2 separate regions of the Homo sapiens genome follow, and region 2 is linked to region 1. Evidence: read pairs that join two places in POLR2A ChIA-PET (ENCODE). Cell type or tissue: Panc1. All regions are shown on one strand.

Region 1 (4,000 bases):
TCACGCCTGTAATCCCAGCACTTTGGGAGGCTGAGACGGGCAGATTGCCTGAGCCTCAGGAGTTCGAGACCAGCTGGGGCAATGTAGCGAGACCTCATCTCTCTTTTTTTTTTTTTTTGAGACAGAGTCTCTCTCTGTCGTCCAGGCTGGAGTGCAGTGGTGCCATCTTAGCTCACTGCAACCTCCGCCTCCCAGGTTCAAGCGATTCTCTTGCCTCAGCCTCCCGACTAGCTGGGACTACAGGTGTGTGCCACCAAGCCTGGCTAATTTTTTGTATTTTTTTTAGTAGAGATGGGGTTTCACCTTGTTAGGCAGGATGGTCTTGATCTCCTGACTTCATGATCCACCGGCCACAGCCTCCCAAAGTGCTGGGATTATAGGCATGAGCCACCACGCCCAGCCTTTTTTTTTTTTTTGAGACAGAGTCTTGCTCTGTTGCCAGGCTGGAGTGCAGTGGCGTGATCTCAGCTCACTGCAACTTCTGCCTCCCAGGTTCAAGCTATTCCCCTGCCTCAGCCTCCCAAGTAGCTGGGACTACAGGCGCGCGCCACCACACCCAGCTAATTTTTTGTGTTTTTAGTAGAGATGGGGTTTCACTGTGTTAGCCAGGATGGTCTCGATCTCTTGACCTCGTGATCCGCCCGCCTCGGCCTCCCAAAGTGCTGGGATTACAGGCGTGAGCAACCGCACCTGGCTTAATTAAGGATCTTTCTAAACACAAGAAAGAATATTTATCAGAAACCAAAGGGAGCATGATGCACAGTGGTGAAACACTATTCTCAGTAAAAACAGCAAAAGATAAGGATGTCTTTTACCATTGATACTTTTCTGAGGGATCCAGCCTATGCAAAAAGAAAAAGAAATGAGGGTACAAATATTGGAAAGCAAGGGACAGAACTCTTATTATTTACAGATAGATAGGTCTTCCTCGAAGATCCAAGAGAAACAAAACTAACAATAACAATTGGAACTAGCAAGGTTTAGAAAGGCCATTGTATACAAGATAAATATTTTTAGAATCTGCAGTTCCCCTAATCAGTAGCAGCAGTAACCTGTTAGAAGATGTAATGAAAGTAAAGATCTGGGCCAGGCACGATGTCTCACGCCTGTAATCCAAGCACTTTGGGAGGCCAAGGTGGGCAGATCATGAGGTCAAGAGATTGAGACCATCCTGGCCAACATGATGAAACCCCATCTCTACTAAAAATACAAAAATTAGCTGGGTGTGGTGGTACGCGCCTGTAGTCCCAGCTACTCGGGAAGCTGGGGCAGGAGAATCGCTTGAACCTGGGAGGCGGAGGTTGTAGTGAACCAAGATTGCGCCACTGCACTCCTGGGCGACAGAGCGAGACTCCGACTGAAAAAAAAAAAAAAAAAAAAAGAAAGATCTGATTCATAGTAGTAAAACTAAATGTATGCAATTTGCATATACTATTGGTATGTATGGGAAAATATCTGGAAACACATATACTAAATCATTAAAGTAGTCGGTCATAGGAGACTTTTTTACTTTCTGTGAGGGGTTTTACCGTCTTTAATATCCTATAATCAGGGACATTTTTTCTTTTTCTCCGTGACCCCCTGCTTTTTAAAAAATTGTGGTGAAATACACATAACATTACATTTCAAATTTACCTTTGTAACCTTTGTTTTTTTTTTTTTTTTTTGAGACAGTCTCACTCTGTCACCCAGGCTGGAGTGCAGTGGTGTGATCACAGCTCACTGCAGCCTCAACCACCTGGGCCCTAGCGATCCTCCTGCCTCAGCCTTATGAGTAGCTGGGACTACAGGCACATGCCACCATGCCCAGCTAATTTTTTTTTTTTTTTTTTTTGGTAGAGATGGGCTCTTGCCATGTTTCCCAGGCTGGTGTTGAACTCCTGGGCTCATCAACTGATGAGAAAGAGCTCTCCAGGCAGAAAGAAGATCATGTTCAAAGACAGAAACAGAAATGTGTATTCTTGGGAGAAGTGTAGAAAGTTCAGCATCTGATTGGGTCGGGGAAGACAAGCTAGTCAAGGCCACATGATGTTTTAATTAGTCATGCCTAACAGTGGGGCCCTGGAAGAGCAGTTTACCACAAGGGGCCAACTGCTTCGGTTTGAACCCGCAGCCCTGCCACTTGCTCTGTAACCTTAAGTAAACAATTTTTACTCTCTCTGTTCCTCCAATGGGAGTGATAACAATACCTTCTTCATAGAATTAATTCATACATGTAAAATGCTTAGAACAGTATCTGACACATAAATGCAAAATAATTTAACTGCTTTCTGCTGCTGCTGACATCACTATCATCACCCTCACCATTACTGTAGGAAATGGGGACCCAGTGAAGAATTTTTTTTTTTTCTTTTGAGACAGAGTCTCACTCTGTCACCCAGGCCGGAGTGCAGTGACGCGATTTCGGCCCACTGCAACCTCTGCCTCTCAGGTTCAAGCGATTCTCATGTCTCAGCTTCCCAAGTAGCTGGGATTACAGGCATGAGCCACCACACTGGGCTAATTTTTTGTATTTTTAGTGAGATAGGGTTTCACCATATTGGCCAGGCTGGTCTCAAACTCCTGACCTCAGGTGATCCATCCACCTCGGCCTCCCAAAGTGCTGGGATTACAGGCATAAGCCACTGTGTCCGGCCCTAGTGAGGAATTTTAAGCAGAAAACTGATATGCTCAGGTGTGAGCGAGGTGGTAGGTAACACTTACTGTGCAGTGCCCTGTAGCCCAAGAGGTTAGCACACAGGCATTTGCTCAGGCAGCACTAGGATTTTCTGCTGTGGAAAACCTTTGTATTTTATCCTGCTCCACAAGATAAAAATAAGTGGTTTAAGTCAATTTGGATAGAGGCTCCAACTTACCATGGGAGGTAGGAAAGCCAAAGTTATCCCAAGGATGTTTTCAATCGTACGGATTAGGGGTCTGCAAACTGTGAGCGTGGCCCAAATCCAGCCTGCTGCTTGTTTTTGTAAATGAGGTTTTTTCGGAACCCAGCCACACTCATTTATTTATGCATTATCTGTGGCTGCTTTGGTGCTGCAGTGGCAGGGCTATTTGTGGCAGGGACTGTATGACCCAGGAAACCAAAAATATTTACCCTCTGTCCCTTAGAGAAAAAGTTTGCAACCCCTGATATAAAGCTATAAGTTGGTTATTTGTGGCCTCAACCCAGGCCTCACTGCTATTTTTTCTGTTTACAATACCTGGCATGCTCTTAAGTGTCTAGAATTGGTTAAAGATAGAAGAGTGGATGTAATCCCTGCTACCAAGGGCTGTCAGGCTAGTTGGGATTATAAGTACACAAACACTCAAAGTGAGAAAAACACAGAAAAGGATGTGTGTCATTTTGTCTAAGGAAGTTGAATAAGATTTCTCAGGAAAAGAAACATTTGAACTGAATTTGAAGGTGAGTGAGTTCAGGTGTGTTTGGGCTGAAGCCCAGGCCATGCTGAGTGGATAGCGGGTGGGAAGAGAGTGTGGAAACACACTGCATGCAGGGAAGAGTTGGGAGTCTGGGGTGACCAAGGCACAGGGAGGGAAAGTTGAAGTTATCAATTGTGTGAAACAGCTTTCTGTGTTGGCCTGAGATGTTTATAGCTGGAAGCAGTGGGGAGCCAATACAGTTTTTTACGAAGGTATTAGAGGTGGGTTTCTGTGGGTGATCGTTAATCATGTTTTCTCCCTTTAAGTGTAGTCCTGCTTGAGAAATAGACATGAGAAAGGAATGAAGGTTAAAACATCAGCTGTATTGTTGGTAAAACTAGAATGGAAAGTGTGGCTTGAGCTGGTAACCATAGGGGCTTTCCAATGCCTGTGCCCTGAGTTAGATCTTGGGGTAGAGAGACTGGATGTGCAGAGCAGCACCCCCACCCCACCCCAGCCATCCATATGGAGCTTCAGCTGCCATAGACCAACAAGGCAGAGGGATAGGCCTCTAGACCTGCTTCTAGAAACCAGGCTGCTGCTCTTGCTTATGGTGGGCCCTAGGAAGGCAAGAGTGAGAGGA
Region 2 (4,000 bases), 70 kb before region 1:
GATTGCTCAAAGCAAGAAGCCTATAGTCTTCCACAACTCAGCCCCTCAGGAGAGAGAGTTGGGGGCTGCCGCAGAGGTCCAGAGGTCCCAGGACATAGGCTCACCTGTCATAAAAATAGCTTGGTTTTGCCAGGCACAGTGATGTGTGCCTGTAGTCCCAGCTACTCAATAAGTTGAGGCAGGAAGATTGCTTGAGACTAGGAGTTTGAAGCCAGGTTGGACAGCATAGAGAGACTCTATCTTAAAAAAAAAAATAGAGCTTGGTTTTGGATCCTGATTTCTCTGTGCATTTTAGTGTATGATATCTTAAGTGGTAGCAAGAGGGAGGGGTGGCAAGGGAGACAGAAGGTGGGGACGTGGCCAAAGGGAAATTGCCAGGATGTCCCTCTTCCATGCCTATCCCTCTCCTCATTTGGGGTAGCATCCTGTGTCCACCCTACCCCAGGGAAGAATGAAAACAGATTAATCTGGGCACACTGGCTCATGCCTGTAATCCCAGCACTTTGGGAGGCTGAGGTGGGTGGACCACTTGAGGTCAGGAGTTCAAGACCAGCCTGGCCAACATGGCGAAACTCCGTCTCTACCAAAAATACAAAAAAAATTAGCCGGGCATGGTGGCACACACCTGTAATCCCAGCTACTAGGGAGGCTGAGGCAGGAGAATCACTTGAACTCAGGAGGCAGAGGTTGCAGTGAGCCAAGATCACGCCACTATACTCCACAGCCTGGGTGACAGAGCAAGACTCCGTCTAAAAAAAAACAACAACCACAAAACTGGGATTGGCAGAGTCTGACTCTGAAGACAGTGAAGTTGTGTGCCTTTGTATTTACTCATCTGAGCCTCCCCAGTTATAATCCAACAACTAGCCCCTTAGAAAACTCCTTATCCACCCCTAGTAGCCTCCATAGTCTTCCTATGATTATGGCTGGGGAAGGATTGGAGATGGAAGCCCAAGAATGGGACTGGGGAATATTGTAGAGGGAGGAAGGGAGGGGCTCAATTGAAGCTGTGTTTATTAATTCTTGGGCTTGAGTTTGCCCCACCCCTTTTGGCCCCAGGGACCTCTTTTTTTTTTTTTTTTTTTTTTTTTTTTTTTTTCCCTTTTTGAGACAGACTTTTGCTCTGTCGCCCAGGCTAGAGTGAAGTGGCTGGACCTCAGCTCACTGCAAACTTCACCTCCCTGGTTCAAGTGATTCTCCTGCCTCAGCCTCCCGAGTAGCTGAAATTTCAGGCATGTGCCAACAGGCCCCACTAACAGTATTTTTTGCAGAGACCTGGGCAATGTTGCTGAGGCTGGTCTTGAACTCCTGGGCTCAAGGGATCCACCCACCTTGGCCTCCAAAGTGCTGGGATTACAGGGATTATAGGCGTGAGCCACTGTGCCCAGCTCCCAGGGCCCTCTTGATGAAGCATTTAAAATGAGTTTCTAGGCCAGGCATGATGGTGGCTCATGCCTGTAATCCCAGCACTTTGGGAGCCCAAGGAGGGCAGATCACTTGAGGTCAGGAGTTCAAGACCAGCCTGGCCAACATGGTGAAACCCTATCTCTGCTAAAATTTCAAAATATTAGCTGAGCATGGTGGCACCCACCTGTAATCCCAGCTACTTGGGAGGCTGAGGCAGGAGAATCGCTTGAACCCAGGAGGCGGAGGTTGCGGTGAACCAAGATCAGAGATCACGCCACTGCACTACAGTTTAGCAGCCTGGGCGATAGAGAGAGGCTCCATCTCAAAAAAATAAATAAAATAGTCCAGGCGCAGTGGTTCCCGCCTGTAATCCCAGCACTTTGGGAGACCGAGACAAGAGGATCGCTTGAGGCCAGGAGTTCAAGACCAGCCTGGCCAACACAGTGAAACCCGGTCTCTACTAAAAGTATAAAATTAGCTGGGCGTGGTAGCATGCACCTGTAATCCCAGCTATTCGGGAGGCTGAGGCAGGAGAATTACTTGAACCTGGGAGGTGGAGGTTGCAGTGAGCCAAGATCGTGCCACTGCACTCCAGCCTGGGCAACAGAGTGAGACTCTGTCTCAAAAAAATAAAATAAAATAGTTTCTAGCCTGGGCAACATAGTGAGACCTTGTCTCTATCAAAAAAAAAAAAAAAATTAGCCGGGTTTGATGGTACACAACTGTAGTCCTAGATATTTGGGAGGCTGAGGTAAGAAGATTGCTTGAGCCCAGGAGTTGGAGGCTGCAGTGAGCTATGATTGTGCACTGCACTACAGCCTGGGCAACAGAGCAAGACCCCCATTTCTAAAAAAAAAAAAAAAAAAAAAGTGGTTTATTTCCATCCTAATACATTGTGCTCCCCTCCCTACTCACCAGCCCCTACTCTGCATGCCACCAAGGCCCTTTTTTCTCAACTCCTTTTGCACCCACCCCAAGCCCCATTTAAACCCCTTTTCCTCATCTTAGCCCAAGAAGAAGCCGAATGCACCCTCTGACCTGGCCACACCCAAGATCGTGCCTTTTGACCTGCCTGAGACTGAGCCCTTTGACCTGAAGCCTGAGACAGTGCCTGAGCTCCCACCTTTTGACCAGACGCCTAGGGCACTGCCATATTACCCAGAGCCTGGGCCCCGGCCCACCCCAGAGGAGCTGACAGCCGGTGGGAGTGTTTAGGGTCTCCCGGATCCCGTTCTGTGGGCGTGGGGTATCTCTTCAGTCCACTGTCAGCCCACAGCCTAGTGGTGATCACTGCCAGGAGGGCCACCATCCCCAGTCACTGCCCACTGTGGACGGGTGCCGGGTACTGTGAGAACACTGGCGTTATGCAAAGTTCAGGAGAATGGGATGTATACAGTGGGGATGGGAGGGGAATGGAAGGGGCCTCCCCACTTCTTGGTTTCTGTTTTTAGTAGTAAATGCTCCCCCACACTTAAGCTGCACCCGAAGGCTGCCTAGCATGAAGGCGCATGGCTTCTGGTTCTGCCGTTCCCCCTGCTGCCTCCTCCTGAGGGACAACCCAGTTTGGCTCAAAGCCTCTTTGGAGAGGGCCATCATGAGGCTCAGGCCTGGGGTCTGTTCTGTGCCCTCTCCACCCACTCCCTGCAGCTGAGGAAAACATTTACACGTATTTTCTCCAGTTTCTTTTAGAAAATGCTTTGCAAAGAGATCGCTTATGTTTGCCAGATCCTGCCTTGGGTGGGGTGCCCAAAAGCTGCCAACTCACAGATGCCAGGAGGGGGACATTCTAGCTGGCTCTGGCTCAGGACCTCTGGCCTTCCTATAGCAGAGTGTTTCTCAACTTAAAAAAAATGTTAAAAAAATTTTTTTTAGAGATGGGGTTGGACTGTGTTGCCCAGGCTGGTTCTGAACTCCTGGGGCTCAAGTGATCCTCCCACCTCAGCTTCCCAAAGTGCTGGGATTACAGATGTGAGCCACCTCACCCAGCCAGTTTTTGTTGTTGATGGTTGTTGTTGTTTTCATAATCACTCCCATATACAGACCTTTTAGTTTTTTTTTTTTTTTTTGAGACATAGTCCTACTCTGTCACCCAGGTTGGAGTGCAGTGGAGTGATCTCGGCTAACTACAACCTCCACCTCCTCGGTTCAAGTGATTCTCCTGCCTCAGCCTCCCAAGTAGCTGGGATTACAGGCATGTGCCACCACACCCAGCTAGTTTTTGTATTTTTTGGTAGAGACGGGGTTTCGAACTCCTGACCTCAGGTGATCTGCCCCGCCTCCCAAAATTCTGGGATTACAGGCATGAGCCACCACCCCTGGCCCTTTCAATTTTTTTTTTTTTTTTTTTTTTTTTTTTTTTTTTTTTTGAGACAGAGTCTCACTCCGTCGCCAGGCTGGATTACAGTGGCACGATCTCGGCTCACTGCAATCTCCACCTCCCTGGTTCAGCCTCCCGAGTAGCTGGGATTACAGGCTCGTGCCACCACACCCAGCTAATTTTTGTATTTTTAGTAGAGACGGAGTTTCACCATGTTGGCCAGAATGGTCTCGATCTCCTGACCTCGTAATCTGCCCACCTCGGCCTCCCAAAGTG

What was found. Peaks named below come from ENCODE experiments on the same cell type or tissue, not always from the same donor. Only the 100,000 strongest peaks of a DNase experiment are listed, where the experiment ranks them.
Region 2: POLR2A ChIA-PET joins it to region 1 with 12 read pairs; 17 of 35 experiments call an interaction of 5 or more read pairs at or near these places.

What each region holds. Positions count from the first base shown.
Region 1 is chr17:42,340,837-42,344,836 of GRCh38, reverse strand. The region is part of intron 4 of STAT3 (signal transducer and activator of transcription 3); the gene reads left to right. Among named protein-coding and RNA genes, the nearest start is that of STAT3, 46 kb to the left of the region's middle. RefSeq lists a silencer at 1,386-1,455. In Panc1, no CTCF peak of the experiment used is centred here; no DNase peak of the experiment used is centred here; H3K27ac peaks cover 1,253 bases.
Region 2 is chr17:42,410,666-42,414,665 of GRCh38, reverse strand. All of the region lies in intron 1 of CAVIN1 (caveolae associated protein 1), which reads left to right. Among named protein-coding and RNA genes, the nearest start is that of CAVIN1, 11 kb to the left of the region's middle. In Panc1, no CTCF peak of the experiment used is centred here; no DNase peak of the experiment used is centred here.